Linked DNA regions of Homo sapiens: region 2 is linked to region 1. Evidence: read pairs that join two places in POLR2A ChIA-PET (ENCODE). Cell type or tissue: PC-3. All regions are shown on one strand. Links, peaks and the distances in the headings refer to the core of each region. The heading gives the core; the rest is flanking DNA.

What was found. ChIA-PET counts read pairs that join two places held together with the same protein. Peaks named below come from ENCODE experiments on the same cell type or tissue, not always from the same donor. Only the 100,000 strongest peaks of a DNase experiment are listed, where the experiment ranks them.
Region 2: POLR2A ChIA-PET joins it to region 1 with 5 read pairs; 2 of 35 experiments call an interaction of 5 or more read pairs at or near these places.

Annotation. Positions count from the first base shown.
Region 1 is chr12:119,581,929-119,592,692 of GRCh38, forward strand. All of the region lies in intron 1 of PRKAB1-AS1 (PRKAB1, TMEM233 and CCDC60 antisense RNA 1), which reads right to left. Among named protein-coding and RNA genes, the nearest start is that of TMEM233, 6.5 kb to the right of the region's middle. In PC-3, for the core only: no CTCF peak of the experiment used is centred there; no DNase peak of the experiment used is centred there; H3K27me3 peaks cover 3,347 bases.
Region 2 is chr12:120,060,705-120,071,711 of GRCh38, forward strand. It overlaps BICDL1 (BICD family like cargo adaptor 1), which reads left to right. Exons shown (of 10, transcript NM_001367886.1): 3 at 1,006-1,122; 4 at 4,029-4,175; 5 at 10,918-11,007. Among named protein-coding and RNA genes, the nearest start is that of RAB35, 51 kb to the right of the region's middle. In PC-3, for the core only: no CTCF peak of the experiment used is centred there; a DNase peak (open chromatin) is centred at 5,857.

The DNA of each region.
Region 1 (10,764 bases), core at 4,666-9,665:
CAGATACATACACCAAAGACATTTAAGTGGGTGCCTGAGATTGGGGTATGGAGGGGATAAAAAGAATCAAGCAAAAAACAAGGCCAGAGCCTTGAATGGACCAATGACAGTATGTAAAATGAAGTGAGGAATACCATTAACTAGCCCTTTGCACCTGAGATTAAAAAAAAATGCATGTCACAAAGAAGAACAAAGGGCCAAGAATAGCGAAAAGGATACGAAGAAAGCAAGCATGAGGTTGGATTTGTCCTAGCAAATATCAAGGCTTTTAGTAAAGCTATAGAAATTAAGACAGGAGTGCAATAAAATCAAGTCTCAGGATGACACGTATGCAGTGGGCATGAAAAAAATGGTCTAAATTAGATCACAATGTTAGAGAACTCTAAAAACAAAATAGATAAATTATATATTTACAAATAATCTAGATTAACTTGATGAAATTGAATGGCATATAATAGAAATAACAATAGCTATATGGTTACAATATGCTGTATCCTCTTGATATGGTTTGGCTGTGTCCCCACCCAAATCTCATCTTGAATTGTAGCTCCCATAATTCCCATCTGTATGGGAGGGACCTGGTGGGAGTTAACTGAATCATGGGGGCAGTTTCCCCCATAATGTTCTTGTGGTAGTGAATAAGTCTCACGAGATCTGATGGCTTTATAAGGGGTTTCCCCTCTTACTTGGCTCTCATTCTGTCTTGCATGTCACCATGTAAGATGTGGCTTTCGCCTTCCACCATGATTGTGAGGCCTCTCCAGCCACATGGAACTGTGAGTCCATTAAACCTGTTTTTCTTTATAAATCAGCCAGTCTCAGGTATGTCTTTATCAGCAGCATGAAAATGAACTAATACACTTCTGCCCTCCCAATGATCCTTCCTCCCAATTTTTATTAATTATATTCTCCTCTAAAAGACTCAACTGTAATGAAATAGGATTAGGTCCTTCTCTATAAATTTAATCATGCTACTTGATTCTGCAGTAAATCATACTTAGGTAACACTATTGAAACTATCCATTGGTGATACCACCTTTGGACAAAGCCCAAAAGAATTACATTCTCTATATCATAGAAAACAAAATTTACATGTTGTAAACCTTGACAATGCACAAATAATGTCAGAGAACAATTAGGGGGTAAAGAGATTTGTGTGTCATATTTAGAGAAGCAGTTGACAGGTGTATAAGGCACAAGCTCTGAGAGGAAAGTTGATGCTTTATGGAAAGTGCCCATCATCATTTTGACCAGTGGAAGATGGTGTAAGAAATTAGAGGCAAAGAGAGAGGGCAGAAAGGTGAGGCTTCAGGGAACCAAAGAGCAAAGCCAGCCAGAAAGGATGAAAGACTACGCTCTTCCCTGTGGTTACAGGATAGCAGAGATCCAGCCCAAAAGGGCTCCTCGACTTCATATGACTCCAAGATTAGGTGCTTTTGCTCTGAAATATTTCAGAAACCGTAAGAGTGAGTGTGGGAAGAAAAAACGTTCCACCTTCTTCAACTCTGAAGCACTAAAATCCATTGTGAAAGCCCCATTTTTAGGGCAACTGCAATTTAGTCATTCACAAGGCAACTCACTTTACAGTTAGTCCACTTGAGGTTCTGAATTAAAGGATGCCACAGCCACTTCCAGAAATGCCTGTGGAATTACACCTTATTGGAGGGGATATGTCTAGTTGACATCAATTCCGCTTTCCCTAAGATATATGTGCATGTCTTATGCATCGTTAAGCACGTTCTCACTTCAAAACCTCTGGTCATTCTATTCCTCCTAACAGGCTTAAAACCCTACTTTTCACATGCCTTCTTCTTTTCATGCCACAGATCTCTGGTTAAATGTTAACATCTTAGTGAGGTCTTCCCTTACCATTCTATCTAAGTACCTTGCTACTGTCATCTGTCTCAGGCTGTCAGTCCACTAATCTTAGTTGAACACCTACTATGTGCCAGGCACTGTTCAGTCTTAGGACATACAACTGTGACCAGATAAAAACCCCATCCTTGAGGAGCATTTTGAAATTACTTGTTTGTACATCTTGAAATAACTTAATTTTTGTTTGCTTTTTTTTTTTTGAGGGAGGGACTCACTTACCCCTAGAATATAAGCTCCACAAAGAGCATGAGCAAGGTTTGTTTAGTTCATCATCATATGCATCCCCAGCACCTAGTACAAGGCATGCATTCACACAGCATTTGTGAACAAATCAAGGAATAGATGATCCCTTCACTTCACATGCTGACTACCAATTGATTGGAATCCAAGGGACACTAGACTTGAGTTTGGAGTTTGATCCATAGATACAGATTAGTGATTGGGAGCCAGATGAGAAGAGACGAACTTTTATGGTGAGGTCCCCACATCTGCCCTGTCTCATTCCTGCCTGTCCCAGTGCCTAGTAGTCTAACTCTTCTAGGAGCTGATGAAATAAAGCTTCCTTCCCATAAATTTCCTGAGGTCGGTTTTAATTACTCTATATCTGGCAATTGATTAATGCAACTGATTAGCAAAAAAGAACATTAATCGGCTCACATCCAAATCTGGTTTAAAATGCTTCAAGGGCAGGTGCAATGGCACATGCCTGTAATCGCAGCTACTTGGGAGGCTAATTTGGGAGGATTGCTTGAAGCCAAGAGCTCAAGACCAGCCTGAGCAACATAGTGAGACTCTAAAAAAAGTTTTTTAATAAACAAATTAAAATAAAATGTTTCCATGTTTCCTGTTCTTAGAATAAAATCCAGGCTCTTTACTGGTGCTGGAAAGGCCCTACATGGCCTGGTTGTACTTACCTCTTCTATCTTATCTCCTACCCTCGATGGCTTTCTTTCTGTTTCTTAAGTACTCTGAGTTCTTTTCCACCCCAGAACCTTTGCACATCCCATTCCCATTGCCTGGAATGCTATTTCCTCAGCTCTTCAAATGTCTGGCTTCTCCTTAGTCACCAGATCTCTGCTCAAACATTACCTCCCCAAGGAGGCATTCTCAAGCAGTCCTGCACCCAGCAGGATTCAGTCGGCACATTCACAATACGAACGTTAGAGGAAGGACTATTTACAAAAGCATGGGGAACCATAAGGAATAGTGAAGCACCCCAGGAGCAAGAGAGGGGCTGTTACCCCTGTTAGGCCTGAAGCGAAGAGGGCAGGAGCATTCCGGAATACGAAAGGAGAGCTCTATGAAGACAGCTGCCCTTAGAGGACGTGTGGCCGTCAACCCAGTGATTCACCCAGCTCAAGGCAACTCAGAAAGGAGGGGGCCAAGGAGGAAAGCACCCTGACATCACTCTCCACCCTCCCTCCATTCTTCTCCATTCTCGAGGACTCTGTGTTGGCCAAACCCATCCAACACTAGAAGGCAAGAAAGCTTGTTGATGTAGAATTGGGGTTGACAAATGTTTTCTAGTAAGTATTTTCAGCTTTTCAAGTCATGCAGTCTCTGTCATAACTACTCAATTCTGCCATCGTAGCGTAGACCATACATAAATAAATGAGTGTGGCTGTGTTCCAATAAAACTTTATTTACAAAAACAGGCAGCAGGCCATCATTTACTGGTCCTTGATGTAGAATATTCATGATGGTCTTCTGGGGCAGAGGACAAGGTAGAGAAAGGTGGAGCATAGCCCTCAGGTTAAACAGAATTTGCCTAGCATCCCTTGCCTGGGCATCCCAAGTCACTATCACATTATCCCTTTTTTTTTTTTTTTGAGATGGAGTTTTGCTCTGTCACCCAGGCTGGAGTGCAATGGCACTCCAGTGATCTTGGCTCACTGCAACCTCTGCCTCCCGGGTTCCAGCAATTCTTCTGCCTCAGCCTCCCGAGTAGCTGGGACTACAGGCACACGCCACCATGCCTGGCTAATTTTTGTATTTTTAGTAAAGACAGAGTTTCACCATGTTGGTCAGGCTGGTCTCGAACTCCTGACCTCGTGATCTGCCTGCCTCGGCCTCCCAAAGTGCTGGGATTACAGGCATGAACCACCACGCCTGGCCATTATCCTATTTTATTTCCTTCATCACAAATTATCTTATTTGTCCATAAGGGTAGGAATCATGGCTTTCTTGCTTATCACGCTATCTCTGGCACCCAACCCAAATACTGCCTGACACAGGGTAGCCAAATACATTTTTTTTTTTTTTTGAGATGGAGTCTTGCTCTGTCACCCAGGCTGGAGTGCAGTGGCACGATCTTGGCTTACTGCAACGTCTTCCTCCCGGGTTCCAGCAATTCTCCTGCCTCAGCCTCCTGAGTAGCTGGGACTACAGGCATGTGCCACCACGCCTGGCTAATTTTTGTAGTTTTTAGTAGAGACCATATTGGCCAGGCTGGTCTCAAACTCCTGACATCGTGATCCACTCGCCTCGGCCTCCCAAAGTGCTGGGATTACAGGCGTGAGCCACTGCGCCCGGCCTCAAATAAAATAACATGTAACTAATAAAGTATGATACAGGCTGACAAAAAATCCAGAATATCTGTTCTCCTTAAGTAAGGTGCACCAGATAGTGTGCTCCAAATAGAACTCTGTTCTCCCTCTCGAGGCCACACCAAAGTGCAGTTCTCGTCTACTCCCAGTCTTCCTAGCACCCTCTCCAGACCAACTCTGCTCATCTACCACTCTCAGTGCCTCCACCATCCATCACTCTGGTTGCAATTCCCTGCCCAACTTTCAGTCCTTCAAGCCCTAAGTGGTTTGGAGTTCAGAGTCTTTGGAAATAATTCTGCTTCATGAGACCTCTCCCCAATCCTCCCAGCATAGACAGACTTGCTTTGAGTGTCTCCATTTCATCTGATGATGCCACAGTACTTTCCTGGGTAGGTGGTGAGGGAAGAGAGAAAGGAAATAGGGCTTAGAAGCCTCTCTAAAATTCCTGCTCTGTGTGTGTGTGTGTGTGTGTGTGTGTGTGTGTGTGTGTGTGTGTGTGTGTCAGGGTCTCACTCTGTCACCCAGGCTGGAGTGCAATGGCACAAAAATGGCTCACTGCAGCCTCAACCTCCTGGACACAATCAATTCTCCCACCTTAGCCTCCTGACTAGCTAGGACTACAGGAACACACCACCAAGCCCAGTTAATTTTGTTGGTATTTTCTGTAGAAACGGGGTTTTGCCATGTTGCTCAGGCTGGTCGCAAACTCCTGGGCTCAAGCAATCCTCCCACCTCAGCCTCCCAAAGTGCTGGGATTACAGGCATGAGCCACCGTGCCCAGCCATGCTTTCTTATTTTTCATACAAAAGATGACAAATTCCCCAAAAGTATCCAACAAAAGGAAAACAATTAAATTATCATACAATTTTTAAAGCGATCAAAAATGATTATCATCAAGTTTTAAAGCAATCAAAAAGAGAATCACAATTTGCAAAGGGTTTAGTATACAGCATTAAGTTTTTAAAAAATCAAGATACCAAATTGTGTATGTACTTTTATTGCAAGTGTATGAAAATTGCACCTGGATCCAAGGACTAGAAGAGAGTATGAGGAATGTCAATGCTAGTATATTAGAGTATGGGTGGTTTCCCTCTGATTTCCATTACCACTTCTATATTTGCTAATTATTATAAGCAGCTCATCCATGAGCTACAGAGTATGGTCCAATACACAGCATTTTGTATCATCAATTCAGCAAGAAGAGTGACAGGTGGACGCTTTCTTAGTATCTGGTACAATGAAGGACAAATAGGGAAAGAATTGCATTTTAAGCCTGAGAGGCTGAGTTTTATTTAATATGGTCCTCTGTCCAGAAGTAGTTTCATTAAAAGGTATGGCTTAAGAAATTAACGAGACCAGGTGTGGTGGCTCATGCCTGTAATCACAACACTTTGGTAGGCCAAGGCAGGTGGATCACCTGAAGTCAGGAGTTCAAGACCAGCCTGGCCAACATGGTGGAACCCCATCTCTACTGAAAATACAGAAATTAGCCGGGCATGGTGGCAGGCGCCTGTAATCCCAGATGCTCAGGAGGCTGAGGCAGGAGAATCACTTGAACCCAGGAGGAGGAGGCTGCAATGAGCTGAGATCACACCACTGCACTCCAGCCTGGGCAACTCTGACTCAAAAAAAAAAAAAAAAAAAAAAGAAAGGAAAGAAGGAAGGAAGGAAGGAAGGAAGGAAACCAAATCTGTTTCCCCCTATACTTCCTCTCCTCTGTTTTTCCCTTTTTTCTTTTTTTTTTTTTTTTTTTGTGAGAGGACCAAAGTTGTTGGAAAGTGGAAAGGTAAATGGTTTTCTAATAATATTAGCCAAAAAGACACTGTTATTTTGTAGCAAACCCCTGAGACCACAGCAGTTACTTTATGGCTTTATGACTACTAACGGCTGGCACTTGAGACTAATGCAAAATTTGGCAGCAAATACTTGCAACCTCTTACCATTTCCTAAAGATCTGGACTCTCTCTCTTATATTCTCACAGATCAGCAGAATCTCTCTCTCTCTCTCTCTCTCCTCCCTCCCCCACCCCCTGCCCCTCCACCCCAGCCCACTTTTATTTTGGAATCCCAGACATAGCTAAGATCAAATGCACAGATTTCCAGCACACATTCATAGATTCAACACCAATCCATTGCCATTGAATGTTATAAATTCGGGGATCCATTTGGCATTGGGAAGTTGTTCTTTGAATCCATCTCATTTCATCTCTTATGAAGCATCTCATGTCTGTAGTCTATTGAATCTATGGTTGTTTCCTTGGCCTAAATTTTAATTTTACCTTTCATACATATCTTACGATACAACTTCTCAACCAGCCAATCTGAATTGTTTCTCTGCTCTTTCAAAGACTGATATCTACCCTGTAAGATCACAATTCACAAAGAAAAGATCACGAATGCAGACACTCAGATACAAAAGAGATTCATCACAGCAATTTTTAAAATAACTGTATAAACACTAAAAATAACTGCAATACTTAGTGATCAGGGCATGGTGACATAAATAATAATTCATTTAATCAATGGGAAATTACTCAGACCATGAAAATATCTGCAAAGGATGTTAACCATCATATAATGTTGCGTGAGAAAAAGAGGAAACAAAACTGTATATAATTCCATTTTAGTGGAAAATGATATATACATATACAAAGAAGACCAGAAGGAAATAGTTCCTTCTGTTTGTAGTGGTTACTTGGATGACACCTCCTTCTGTTTATGTTTTTCTTCATTTTCTCAATTTTCTTAAATGAATACGTATTACTTTTACATTTGGAAATAAACTTGTTTCAAAGATCAAAAAGGCAAGTTGCTACACTAGAATCCAGAAAGCTACAGTAAGCCTTTCCCCTCTCCTAGGCTGGCTATTAGAAAGTTGCTTTCTCTTCTGTCTCATTTGAAAGAGGGTAGGTATTGCCACATTATTAAGCAATCAGCCAGTAGGGTTCATCCAAGAACAATAAACTGACCTCTCAAGAGAAAATTAGTGAAGCTCAGGAAATTAGAGCTGGAAACCCCCACTGAGTGATCTAATGCATCCCTCAAGAATCAGCACCATATACATTACATTTTCTGGTGTAGGCACTTTCTTTTCAATTTAATTTGAAAAGTTTCAAGTGATGGCAATTTCACTGCTACATCTTAGACCAGTCAACAAGCTATTAATCCATCTTCCCTGAGCAGAGCATAATAACTCCAATGAACTTCAGAGATATCCATTTAACTTTCTGGCCTGGACCTGCCAGCTGAACAAATATCTCAGACCGAGTTCAAATTCTGGCACCTCCTCTTAGCCAGAAGACTTTACACAAGTCCCTTTACCTATCTGTTCCTAGGTTTCCTCATTTGGGAAAAAGAAAACCTCATCACCTCCCTCAGAAAATTTGCTGTAGGAATTAAATGAGATGATACACACAGGGAATGCACTTAGTGCAACAGTGGTGCTCGGTCAATGTTTGGCGATTCTAGAGTGCTCGGCTCATGTTAAGCAGTTGTTTTCCTGGCAGAAGAAACAGTCCACAATGAGTCAACAATCCCTTCTTTTGGCTTTCCCTAGATGACACTAGTGGGTTACAGTGAACAATATAGTTCAAAACTTTGAAAAGCAAAATTTCATTTGGTACCCAAACCTTGGGCTACTGGCACCAACGAAATTAACTAGCCTCATCAACACCTGTGAAAAGAAGGGGGAAAAATAAAAATACAAATATTTTTAAAATAAATTAGGCTCAGATCACAAATATGGTTCAGAGAGCACTTTTTCATTGTGAATAAGAGCCAGAATTGGAAGCCCAGGAGGATGGGAAAAAGAAGACATGGAATGAAGAGTCACATTTGAGAATGAATCAATAGTTTGATGAATAATTCATGGAGAGGCTGAAGGAAAGAGAAGAAGAATGCTGCCAAGTACCTAACTTGGAGGACTAAATTCACAATTTATTCATTCAATGAATTATCTGTTGAGCACCTGCTAATGGCCAGGCACAGTTCTGGGTGTTTGGGATAACACAGCAAACAAAATGGAAAAAAATATCTGCCCTTGTGGAGCTTCCTTTCTAGTGGGAAAGACAGTAAATAAGAAGACAAATAAATAAAAAAGACCATGTCTGACATAGAAAATAAACAAGGTAATGGGATGGAGAATAAGAGGATGGGGTCCACTTTAGATATGATGGTCAGGGAAGGCCTCTGTCAGGCGGTAACATGTGAGTTAGTGGGTCCTGGAAGATGAGAAGGAACCAATAGTTAGAGAGGAGAGGAAGCATTCCAGGAGGAAAGAACAGTAGGTACAGAGACTTTGGGGTGGGAAAAGGTTAGGTATGTTAGAGAAACGGGGAAAAATGTCTATGTAATTGAAGTGCAGTAAGAAAGGAGAGAATTCTGGGCATGGTGGTGCATGCCTGTAATCCCAGCACTTTGGGAGGCTGAGGCGGGAGGATCGCTTGAGGCCAGGAGCTCGACGTTGCAGAGAGCTATGATTGCACAACTGCACTCCAGCCTGGGTGACAGAGCAAGGCTGTCTCTAAAAAATAAATAGTAAATAAATAAATAAATAAGAAAGGAGATACTTGGCAGAAGAGATTGGAAAAGTGAGCAGTGTTCATTGACCAAAGACCAAGCCTTGAGAAGCAAGTTCTTAGGGAAGACAATGAGTTCCTCTTTGACACATTGAGTTTGGGACACCTGAGAGGATTTCCAAGCTAAAGATCCTGGACTGTGTCCTAAGAATTAGAGACAGAACTGGGATCTGAGAAATTGCTCAGTTGCATCAGAATCACCAGGGAGTATTCTAAAAATACAGTTTTCTCAGGCATTAAAAGTACAGATTTCTGGCCAGGCGTGATGGCTCATGCCTATAATCCCAGCACTTTGGGAGGCCGAGGCAGGCAGATCACAGGGGCAGGTGATGGAGACCATCCTGGCTAACACGGTGAAACCCCGTCTCTACTAAAAATACAAAAAAATTAGCCAGGCGTGGTGGTGGGTGCCTGTAGTCCCAGCTACTCGGGAGACTGAGGCAGGAGAATGGCATGAACCTGGGAGGCAGAGCTTGCAGTGAGCCGAGATCGCACCACTGCACTCCAGCCTGGGTGACAGAGTGAGACTCCATCTCAAAAAAAAAAAAAAAAAAAGTACAGATTTCTGGGGTGCTACCTGAGAAATTCTAATCCAAGTAGGTCTTGATCAAAACCTGAAAATCATTTTTTTCAATACATCCAGGTAATTTTGGTCAATTCATTCAAGAAACATTTCTTGCATTCCTACTATGCACCAGGACAATTCTTAAGTGCTGGAAATATAGTTCTGAACAGGTTGGACAGGCTATAGTCTAGAGATAGAACAAACAGTGAACAAGTAAAGAAATAAATTACAATTGTGACACGCTACACACACAAAAAATAATAAACTGGCAAGAATAAAATAAGGATGGAGACCTACACTAGATAATCTACAAGAAGACCTCTCTTTGAGGAAGTGACTTGACCTGTCACCTGAGGAATAAGAAGGAGGAGCCTCCCAGCACTTTGGGAGGCCAAAGCGGGTGGATCATGAGGTCAGGAGTTCAAGACCAGCCTGGCCAAGATGGTGAAACCCTGTGTCTACTAAAAATACAAAAATTAGCTGGGCGTGGTGGCAGACACCTGTAATCCCAGCTACTCGGGAGGCTGAGGCAGAGAATTGCTTGAACCCAGGAGGTGGAGGTTGCAGTGAGCCGAGATCACACCACTGCACTCCAGCCTGGGTGACAGAGTGAGACTCCAACTCAAAGTAAAAAAAAAAAGAAGGAGGAGCCATGTGACAGCCAGGGAAAAACAGCCGAGGCAGAGGGAACAGCCAATGCAAAGACTTGGTTGAGAATTCAGTAGATGAATCTAATCTTTTAGTTACTCCCATTTTATTAATCCATCAAAATGAGAAAGAAGGCATGGCGGAGAATGTACTATTTCATCTTTGTGTGTTCACCCAGCAAGCTATACTAAGCACCTCCCTTGTACCAGGAACTGTGCCAGATGCTGACACAAAGATGAGCCAGATGACCCCTTCTCTCGGGGAGTGTGCAGTCCAATGAGGGAGGCAGATAACAAAATAAGTATGGCTCATGAGATAAGTGAGAATCTCCCAGGCAATCAGCTTATATTCTGAGAAAGCCAAGAAGATGATTAATAGTTTCAAGTATGATGATGTGAGCAATTGCTTTTGACACTGCATGATCAAATTATTTTCATTTCTTTGTGGTCCTGCAGCTCAGAATACCTGGATTTTTGGTGAAATATTAGCAAGGGATATCAAGTTTAGGATACTGTATAATGCACTATATGTTTCAGAATATAAGGAGAAATAG
Region 2 (11,007 bases), core at 3,768-8,767, 480 kb after region 1:
TATGTGGAACCAAAAATAAAAAAGATGGACAATTGATTATATAGTACTTGAAGATAAAAAGAACTACTGAACATGTAACCATTACTGTGAGAGCCTCATTGAACAGCTAGCCTACCACTTCAACATTATCACCATCCCACCTCCTCGGAAAGCCTTTCCTGGCCGTTCCAGCACACGGTGATCTCTCCCGAGAGAACCCATAAAGCTTACTGACCCCATTTGGCCTCAAAAAAGCATTGAGGCAGTTACTTAATTTGTCCCGTGGCTCTCCTCTCCACAGGACAGTGGGCAGGGCTCCCTCAGTAGGGTCTGGGCTGGGACCCTCAGGAGGAGGGCTGGAGTTTGTGTTACCAGGTGAGCCTCCTGCAACACCAGATGGTATTTGGTGTTTGCTGTATTTTAGCATTAGATCATAAATGGATTGAGGTGGGAAACAGGCACCTCTGCTGGCACTCCCCAAAGAATTAAAAGTTGCAAAAATGTCCTTGAGGAATGAGTGGCAAAAAATCTTAACAGGTATGACAAGAAATTTCAAATAGTGTCCATGTTAAGTAGAGGAGAGAAATGCAGATGCACGTGATTTGACTGAGCCCACTTGAGGAAATTGATGGGAGAAGTAAAGGAATTTCTAAGGCAGTAGGTATAACCATCTTATTCTTTTATGTAAAATATTCAGACTTTCAATTTATTAGATATTTGCTGAGTTTCTGCTATATGTAGAGTAATAATGATAACTAACATTTGAGAGCATACTATTTCCTAGGGCTGTTTCCTTTGATCAGTAGAGTGGTCTTGCACCTATTCAGGGTCATTAATGGTAGAGGTGGGGGTGGGAGTTTGTCCTGTTTTGGACTAGAGAACAAATGGATGGGAAACCAGCATCTCATCTAGTGCTCCTTAAAGAATAGAAAGTGCAAAGAGATGCTTGATAAATGAAAGCAGAAACCTTAACAGAGTTCCTTTGCATAACCTCCGAATCAGCTCTGCAGGTCTCCTCTGTTTCAGGCATCAGAAGTTGAGAGACAACTCTCCATGCAGGTCCACGCCCTCAGAGAAGACTTTCGGGAGAAAAACTCATCAACCAACCAGCACATTATCCGGCTGGAGAGCCTTCAGGCCGAGGTGAGCCTCCCGACACAGCAGTGCTGGAAGGTGGAGTGCTTTTCTCACTGGGAGACAAAAAACTGCTCTATGTAAAAGGGCCTAAAATCTCTACAGAAAGACATTTCTGTGCGAAACTAAATGGGAAACATTTGATCTGTTTCTCTGGGTAGCCTGTTGTCTGGAAAAATGAAGTTGCTCAGAGTTACTGCCGGGTGTGTTGAAATCACGAATGACCTACATTTTACTGAATATGTTGATCTCTCCAAAAATATCCTTGCCAATCCCAAACAGGAGGTGGGAAAGGGCATCTCGCCTTTCTCTATTCCATTTAGGCCCAGTTCAGTCCAACTTAGTAAGGTCTACTATCATTCTCACCTGCAAAATGAGAGAAATAGAAGTTTCTACTTCACAGGTTTTTGCAAGGATATTATGGGTTAATGCATACAAGGCACTTTATATGATACCTGGAACACAGTGATGTTATTGGAACCATAGGAGAGGCCAGAATGTGAGGGCCAGGATGAGGGGAAAAAGAAAGTATCGGCAGGGGAACAATACTGTGAGAACCTGGTTGTGGAAGGTGAAGAGAGGGTAAGGATCTTATCACCAGCCCAAACCAGGCCTCCCCCTAGGGGAGGCTTCCACCTGGTCTGCTTTTGAGGACCCTTTAGCCAAGTATCTGGCTAAAGGGGCCAAGTAGCAGCCCCTTTGCTAAGTCAGAGTTTGAAGGACAGTCTAGAGCCAGGTTGAACAAGTAACCTTCCACTGTGACGAAGCGATCTGCCATCATGGTCAGGCCAGAGAAACCCAGATAGCCTGTTGCCCTGCTCGGTAAATGACCTGAGGATGTTTTTCCTAAAGTCTGTCAATATCTTCTCTTTTCTCCTGCCTCCTATTCCCTTCCTTCCCCCTTTCCCTTGGAATGCCTACTGGTATTGAGCAGCAGGTCCTTGAAGTAAGTAGAGTTTGTTCCAGTGGGGTTTGGCATGCCTGTGTGTGACCATTTGTGTGCATGACTTGCCATTCACCTGCCTCTGCCAGCCTCTGACTCCTTCACGTTTCCTGTCTTCCTCTTTCCTCACCCGTTCATTTTTTCTAGACCCTCATGAACCGGGTCGTCCCCAGGAATGTTTATTGCCAGATTTTTTCACAAGTTTCAGGGTGTATAGCGCTGGGTGAGGGAGTTGGTGGCCTAACACTGATTCCCTGCTTTGTCCATGAACACTGCTACCTTTAAAAGGCAAGCTATGAAATTGTTTGTTTCAAGTAAGTTACTTTGTGTAGCTCCGAACTAAGTTTTTTTAGGGTCAGTTGTGTATCAGAATCTTATTACCCCATCACTTCACTGACTGAAAGTTGGGAAACAAAGATGATTCATGGGAAGGAAAATTTAAAGGTCAGAGGGTATTTAAATGAAAATCAACTAGAGTAAGAATTGTCTTCACATGGGTAACTTTGCTTCAGTGTAGGAAATAGTGGACCCATTCACAAAAGGGGCTTGCTCCTTTTGGTCCCCTACCCAGATGCACACTTGAGAGACAATATTTCTTTGTTTGGCCAGATATCTGATCTCTCTGGACAAAGGCCACATACTTTGTTTCCCCAGGACAACATCCTATCTGATTGAATTGGTGGCCAGAGAAGATCTGTGCCCTGTGAGCAGAATTCTAGTTCAGAGAATGAGAACAGATAAAAAGTAAAGGGAAAAGTGTATCTCGTAGGACTGAAACAAGCTAGACATTCATTTCAGGATTTCCCCTGGAAAAGTTCTAAGGTTGGTCCCCAAAACTTGCACAAGTAAAAGCCTTAAGGAATTGTTATCAAAGCTGGACTAGAGAGCTTGGAGAATATTTTAACCATGTCAAGAAAATATTTACAAGCAAGAAACTGGTTAAGAATCAGTCCAGCAGGGCACTGCTAAATAAATGGGAGGATCCACGAGGACCTCCAGGATTCCAGAAGGTCCCCTAGGAGTCAGATCCAATTGGCAGGGCTTTCTGGACCCCCTGAGCCAGGGTGGTGATCTTTTGAGTGAAGCATCCCTGGCCTTGGGGAGCACTGGCTCAGCTTCTCACCCTTCAAACCTTGAGGCCAGAGGAGACTTGGCATCTCTTCCCTCTTTGCCTCTGTTTTCTCACTGACACTGAAGAGATTAGACAGACCTTCCTAAAAGAAGATTTACTTATGTGGAGACTGACTAGGTATTCAGTGTATACGAACATATCAACCTGTTTCATAAAAAGAATTTGCGCCTCTTCACGAATGACTCGCTCAGGTAAAAGTTACTCTGAGTAAAGTCAGCATTCACTTGTATCTGTGTCCTGCTCCATCCCAGGACACAGGCTGATGCAGGCACTACTTTGTTTTCTGTACCCTGGGAGCTCTTCCCTTAACTCAAGGCACTGGATCTGAGCTGTGACCTCTAGTGCCAGAGGGGCCAGGAGCGGGGAAAGGAAGACGGAGGGGAATCCCGGGGTGTGAAAACACGGCGCTCCAGAGGATTTCCTGGGCATTTTCTTGTGCTCATGACTTGAGGAGGAGAAGTAGTGCAGCAGGTTAGGTTCCACTCCTCCTGCCAGTTGTAAGGATGGGGTAAAGTTGAGGGCAGGCAAGGTGGAGCCCTTTTTTTTTTTATCTTATCTCTGGAATTTCCAGAGCACTAGCCTTCCCTTCCTCTGCCTGGCATCCCACATTCCAGCTTCCCCAGAGCTCAACTCCTACTCCTTCCCAGACAGGTTTCTAGAGGGGAGGGGTTTTCTCTTCAGCTTAGGGTTTCATAGCTATTCTCTCAGAGATGGGGGTACCGTGACATTGGGCAGAATACTGAAAGATACTTGCCTTCATGTTTTGGGGCTAGTCCCTAGTTCCTACTTGTCAGCCCGGGTGTAACTCCACACCACCCCTGTGGCTCTCCACCCTTTCAGATCAAGATGCTGTCAGATCGGAAACGGGAGCTGGAGCATCGTCTCAGCGCTACTTTAGAGGAAAATGACCTGCTCCAAGGGACCGTGGAGGAGCTACAGGACCGGGTGCTAATCCTGGAGAGGCAGGGCCATGACAAGGACCTACAGGTACTGGGGTAGAGAAGCTGTCCTGCAGGACTAGAGCCAGATAAAAGGAGCACTTAGCCAAAAAGAAAAGGCTGGGAGGCCAGCATCACTGCTGGGGTAAGCTGGGAGTGGATGATGCTGAGGTCTCGCTGTGGGGCCTGGGGCATTCACTAACTTGGCTCTTCCGACTCTGCCTAAAGGAAGTGCACTGCTACCCACAGATCATTTCTACAATGTGTTCTGAGCCACTGGCCCACGGAGCAGTTTCACAGAGTTCTCTCTGGGTTCTTAACATGGCTGGAACACCAGGAGTGCTATTCTGGCCTCCTAGCATTTGCGAAATCTGCTAGAAGGTTTCAGAGGGAGCCTGTGACTCTCTAACTCAGCTCATAATGCTCTCTGCTGCTGTCTTCCCAAGCTCATGGATTTAGTTGGCTGGCATGGAGCAGAAACCTGAAGCTGCCCACTGAACACAGCAAGATTTATATGCTGCTTCTGCCAGTTGCCAGAAAAGGCATAGACTGACCCCTTTGTGAGCCTCATCAGTCTCTTTTTTTCTTTCTGAAGGAAATTGCTTCATGGCCATATTTGTTCTTATTTGGGAACTGCTACCGGGCCTCAGCTGAATCCCCAAGCTCACACTTGACAGGAAACAACTCCCAAAACAAAAAGATATCATCACTCCAGTCTTCCCAGAAATAGAGTACAGCATCTGCTACCAAGATGCTTTGCTGGGCTGGCCTAGGAGGACTTGGGGTCAGAAACTAGGAGTGCATTGCTTCCCTTTGGCATTCTCTGTGCATGCCAGGGAGTGCACTGGATTGCAACAGTGATGTTTGTGCAGAGGTGGTCAGCCAGGTGTACTCAAGCACCAGGTGGATCTCTGCCCGAAGGCTAGGCCACAGAAGGTCCCACTGGGCTCATAGGTAGGCTGTTTGAAAGCCTTGGGGTATGGGATAAGGAAATATAATGTCTTGGACTAAGATTACTTGTCCCTGGCACCATCAGCTAAGCTGACACCTGAGTGATTAACCGCTTTGAGGGAAAATGAATGGCTTTTATCTCTGCATGTTTTTAGTACCTTCAGCTAGTAACTTTCCATATATTAATAGTAGTACCTCAGTCAATGTTGAGTAGAAAATGGTGCTGGCTAAAGCCTTACAGCAGTTTTCAAGATGGAAAAGAATTTGCTCATTTTTCAAGGTTGATGATAATAATAGCAGTGAACATTTGTGTGCCTCTTTGGCATACAGGGTGCTTTTAGCATACATCATAAAGCTGAAATTGAGAAAAACTGAATCGTTTATCCAAAGTCATGTAGTGAGTCTTTGGTAGAATCGAGACTGGAACCCTCTCACCTGCTTTACCTGTAGCTCAGTGATAACTTCTTGGTATCACTTGCCTCCAAAAATCAGTTCCTGACCAGCATTTATTACCCTATCAAGCTGCTCTCCTGAGGGTTGCTGACATACAGTATGGGAGGAGAAGGAAAATAAGTATGGAGAAAGAGAAAAATGGCCCTTGCCTAAAAGAAACTTTCAGTTCAGCATGAATTTATAGTGAAAAGTCCTTATTTCAAATCAAGAACTGGGGACCTGGGTTGGGGGAAAGAGGCAGGACTAGTATGCCTTCAGGGGCCTGACCAGCACTGTGGGCTGTACATTCTTTAGCAGCGAGAATCCCGTCATGCCACATGCACTTGCTCACCATGTGCACATCCACTGTCTTTCTGTTGAACTTCAAGACTGAGAAGGTGTCATTCACCTAAGGACCTGCAGCAAGTCAGGCAGTACTCAACTGATTTGGAAAATCTGCATTTATAGGCTGAATTCTCATCTTCTCTAACAATTTATCATTATAGTCCTTCAGTTCATGTGAAACTCTCCAGTTGCCACTAATTACCAGTGTCCTCCAGAAAGTCCTTTCTGTTGCTAAAATGGCCCGTACTGATACAGAAATAAAAAATCCAGCTTACTCAGGTAGCAGCTGAATGATCCTAAACCATATTTGTAAAATGTAAAGCTAGTGGCCTTGGAATGTACTTAATCCTTTGATTTTAAATCCTCAGACAAGGGTGAGGGATGGCTGAGCAGGCAAGGCAACAGGCCTGTCACAACCAGGGGAGCCCCCTTTTGATCTCTGTCACTATATAATTGGGGTCCTGCTGTCAAAAACAGATTTTCAAACAACTGATCAAATCCAACTCTGAATTTTTTCAGACCTGAGAATAAGCATAAAAATTATTATTCATTGAACACCCAGTATATATCAAGTATTTTGCCAAACTCTTACTATCCAGTAAAGGAAATCTATTTGTCCCTCTAAGGGCCACTTAACTGCCCTGTCTCATACTCAGCTGGGCATCTTACAGATGTCTGCAGGGCCTAGTCCCAGCGACTGGGTGGATTCCATCAGCAGAGCACAGGCCCTGCTCACTGTGGGGCAACCCAGGAAGCAGGTGACCTGGAGCCTAGACCTTGCTCTAATGCTGATTGTGTACCATTAGGCAAATCACGTAACATCACACCATCCCAGTTCCCTTAGATGAGCGTAAATGTAGTGTACTGTACAAACACAAAGCACTTGGTGTCATTCTTATTCATACATATAAGTATACTTAGTGTCATCTTTGTCATATAAAGGATGATGTTTCTTATTTTAAAGGGCTCTTAAATGTAATAGACTCTTCTCTTGTTTGGTTTGGTTTTTCTGCCTGTGTCTGTCCAGTTGGTGAATCAATTGTTGACTGGAGAGTGCAGACCTCTCCTGGTCTTTTGTTCCCTTGCTGTTATCATTAATTAAGCACCTTTGAGTGTGCATGAGTAATTGAACTAATTTTGTCCAGTACATAAGAACTTGTACTTGTCTGTGCCAAACTTCCTCCTGCTGAGATGTGTGTGGAGTTGTCTAAAAAATAATTGTGAAGCATTTTGCCAGTTTAATATGCCATTTGTAATTGTGCCAAATGCTTCCTAGGAATGTCTGTTTTTTCCTGTAACCCTGATGTTTTTCTTTCTGAGTCTCCTCAAAACTGGGGTTGGAGAAGTTCCCACTGGACCAGCAGGTATTGCTGATCCACCAGAACTACGCAGAGCAGGCTTGCCAATCCTTTCTTCATTCTCTGGGCAGCCAGGCTCCAAACCTTTCCTCTTTAGGGCTATTCCAGATCACTGGTGCCATTAGCCAATCATTTCGAAGTACTGACGGTGAAGGTGAGGCTCCCAGGTCCCCTAAGGCTCTGCAAGGCAGCTTTCTCCCTTCATGAGAACTATAGAGCTCCAAGTGGCTGCCAGCCACCCCAGTCTGCATTTCTGCAGGAGCCACAAGCCAACTCAGCCACAGGTCTGAAAAAGACCAGTGCAGTGTCTACTTTCTTTTTAATGGAACAGAGGTGACCCCAGAAATGCTGTTTTATAAAAGAATAAATTAGCTTAATTTAAATCCCAAGAAGTTCTCCCCCACACCACCACTTCCTGAAAGTCTTCTAAGGACCTGGAGTGGGGAGTTGCAGTCCACAGATAGGAAGAGTAGGAAGCATTGCTTCTGGGCAGATGTGGCATGTGGCATGTGGTCGTGTGTCTAGCTTCTAGCAAACTGATGACAATTCTGCAACTAGGGTCTGCTGTATTAAAAGCAAGTTAGTGATGGAGTGCACAGATAAGAAGATAGCATTTAGGCCGGGCGTGGTGGCTTACGCCTGTAATCCCAGCACTTTGGGAAGCCGATATGGGCAGATAACTTGAGGTCAGGAGTTCGAGACCAGCCTGGCCAATATGGTGAAACCCCGTCTCTACTAAAAATACAAAATTTAGCTGGACATGGCGGCGCATGCCTGTGGTCCCAGCTACTAGGGAGGCTGAGGCAGGAGAATTGCTTGAACCCAGGGGGCAGAGGTTGCAGTGAGCCACAATCGTGCCACTGCACTCCAGCCTGGGTGACAGAGACTCAAAAAAAATAGCATTTAGCAGCTGTGGTTGGGTCATCCCCTTATATTCAGCAGTAGTAACCTCCCCAGAGAGTTGTACCCTATTGTGAACTGCACACAGAAGGGGCCATGGAGAATGCAGTGGGGTAGAGGGGGTGAAGTAGCAGCATGGAGAGAGAAGGAAAGAGCACTGCCCACAATTCCTGACCCCTGCGCTGCTGTCTCCTCTCTACCACTGGCGTCATTCCCCTTTTCTAAGCTTCAGTTTTATCCTGACATAGTTGGACTCATTGATCTCTGTGGCTGTGCTAGCTCTAAAAATGTAGGCTTATGTGAAAATCTCTGAGATCATTTAAAAATCAAGAGAGAGAGGCTGGGAAAAGTCTAAAGGGCATATAATATATATATTTGGCTTGCAGAATAGAGCAATTTGGAAAGCTATTGAAAAGGAATGTCTCCAAGTAATTAGCTCTTTTCAAGTCTTCAGAAAAGGACTGAGAGAGAACAAACAGGTGAACGTGCAGGATGAAGGACTGATGTTAGACATGGCAAAACTGTGGACATTTCTGCCCGTGAGAGTTAGAACTGAAGCTGTGGGACTTCCTCCCTCAAAGATCTTCAAAATAAGTTACTATCTCATCTGTCAATATCTCTCTGGGACAAATGAGGTATGTGGAAACTGGAAAGAACCCTGGACTGGGAGTCATGAGTCCAGTTCTGCTTCACAAGGGTTTTCGGAAAGTCACTTTTCACCTGTGACTCAACTACCTGATGTGGAAGTGAGGGGCCAGCCTAGGGCCTTGCCTCTAATGGTTGGGTGGGGGTAGAAACTCTTGGTATTGCTATCCAGATGCTACTCCCGTTTCCACCTCCGGCTCCTTTCCAAGCTACTCTTTTTCCCCTTAATTTTTTTTTCATGAAAATGTATATATAGTAAAGCATACAAATCTTAAGGGGACAGCCCAATTAATTTTTACAAATACATACCTGTGTAACCACCATGGAGATCAAGATACAGACCACGATCAGCACCCTAAAAAGAATACTTGCCGCTTCCTCAAAAGCAAACCTCTACTCCAACGTTTTTCTACCTCAGTGAAGTTTGGGAACGTTTTATAGACTCATGTATACTTTTTATGTCTGGCTTTTGTTCAACATTGTGTCTGTGAAATTTAACCATGTTGTGGCATATAGTAGCAGTATATTCTTTCATTGCTCTATAGTATTCTAACATGTGAACATACCGCAATTCACTTATTTTATTCTTATTAGCATTTGGATTGTTTCCCATTTGTGGTTATTTGAACATCCTGTGTATGTCTGTTGTACACATTTCATTTTTGTTGGGTCTACAGCTAAAAGTGGAATTGCTGGATCATAGAATATAGATTCTATTTAACTTTATTAGAAACTGCCTATTTTCCAAAGTATTCGTACATTTTCTACTCCCACCAGCATTGCCCCACATCTTCATCAACACTTGATATTATTTGTATTATTTATATTAGCCATCTTGGGTGAGACTCTAATGGTATCTCACTTTGTGTGCCTGTGTGTGTTTGATTATTTATTGCAAAGGATTTCAAACATTCCACAGTGGCACAGTGTAATGAAGCCCAGCCCTGAAAACCACCAATCCCTGCCCAGTGCTGCCCCATCTTCATAACATCCATTTCCTTTTCTCTCACGTTATTTTGAAGTAAATCTCAGAATTTAATAAGTTCATCTGTAAATAAAAAGTACTAACTCTAAAAGATAAGAACTTTAAAAAATGTAACTACAGTACTATTATACCAAAAAAATTAGCATATTTTCTTAATATCATAAAATGCCCAGTGAGTGTTCAGATTTTCACTTGTCTTATAAACGTCCATAATTTTTTTACATTTTTGTTTGAATCAAGATACAGATTAAAATGGGCCTACATAGTGCGATTGGTTGGTATAACTCTTTTTTTTTTTTTTTGAGACGGAGTTTCATTCTTGTCGCCCAGGCTGGAGTGCAATGGCGCAATCTCGGCTCACTGTCACCTCCGCCTCCTGGGTTCAAGCGATTCTCCTGCCTCAGCCTCCCGAGTAGCTGGGATTACAGGCGCCTGCCACCATGCCCAGCTAATTTTTGTATTTTAGTAGAGACAGATTTCACCATGTTGGCCAGGCTGGTCTCGAACTCCTGATTTCAGATGATCTGCCCCCTTTGGCCTTCCAAAATGCTGGTGTTACAGGCGTGAGCCACCACGCCCGGCCTGGTTGGTATAACTCAAGTCTTTTTTTATTTCTGTGTTCCTCCTTTATCTGTTTTTTCCCTTGCAATGTTTTTGTTAAGGAAATGGAGTTGTTTGTCCTATAGAATTTTCTTTTTTCTTTTTTTCTTTTTTGAGGTGGCGTCTCGCACTGTCACCCAGGTTGGAGTGCAATGGCGTGATCTTAGCTCATTGCAACGTCCGCCTCCTGGGTTCAAGCGATTCTCCTGCCTCATTCCCCAAGTAGCTGGGATTTCAGGTACCCGCCACCACGCCCAGCTAATTTTTGTATTTTTAGTAGAGGCAGGGTTTCATCATGTTGGCCAGGCTGGTCTCATACTCCTGACCTTAGGTGATCTGCCCGCCTCGGCCTCCCAAAGTGCTGGGATTACAGGGGTGAGCCACCGCGCCCAGTCAGAATTTTCTAGATCTGGATTTTGCTGAGTGCATCTCCTGATGTAGTTTAACATGTTCTTCTCTCCTATTTATTTTTCTATAAATTGGTGGTTGGATCCAGAAGCATGATCAGGTTGAGGGTCAGTTTGTCTTGGTTTTTGTGTTTGGTAAACCTCAACCATTTGCTCTTTCTTTGAAAGCTGCACCAAAGCCAGCTGGAGCTTCAGGAGGTGCGTCTCTCCTGCCGACAGCTGCAGGTGAAGGTGGAAGAACTCACTGAGGAGAGGAGT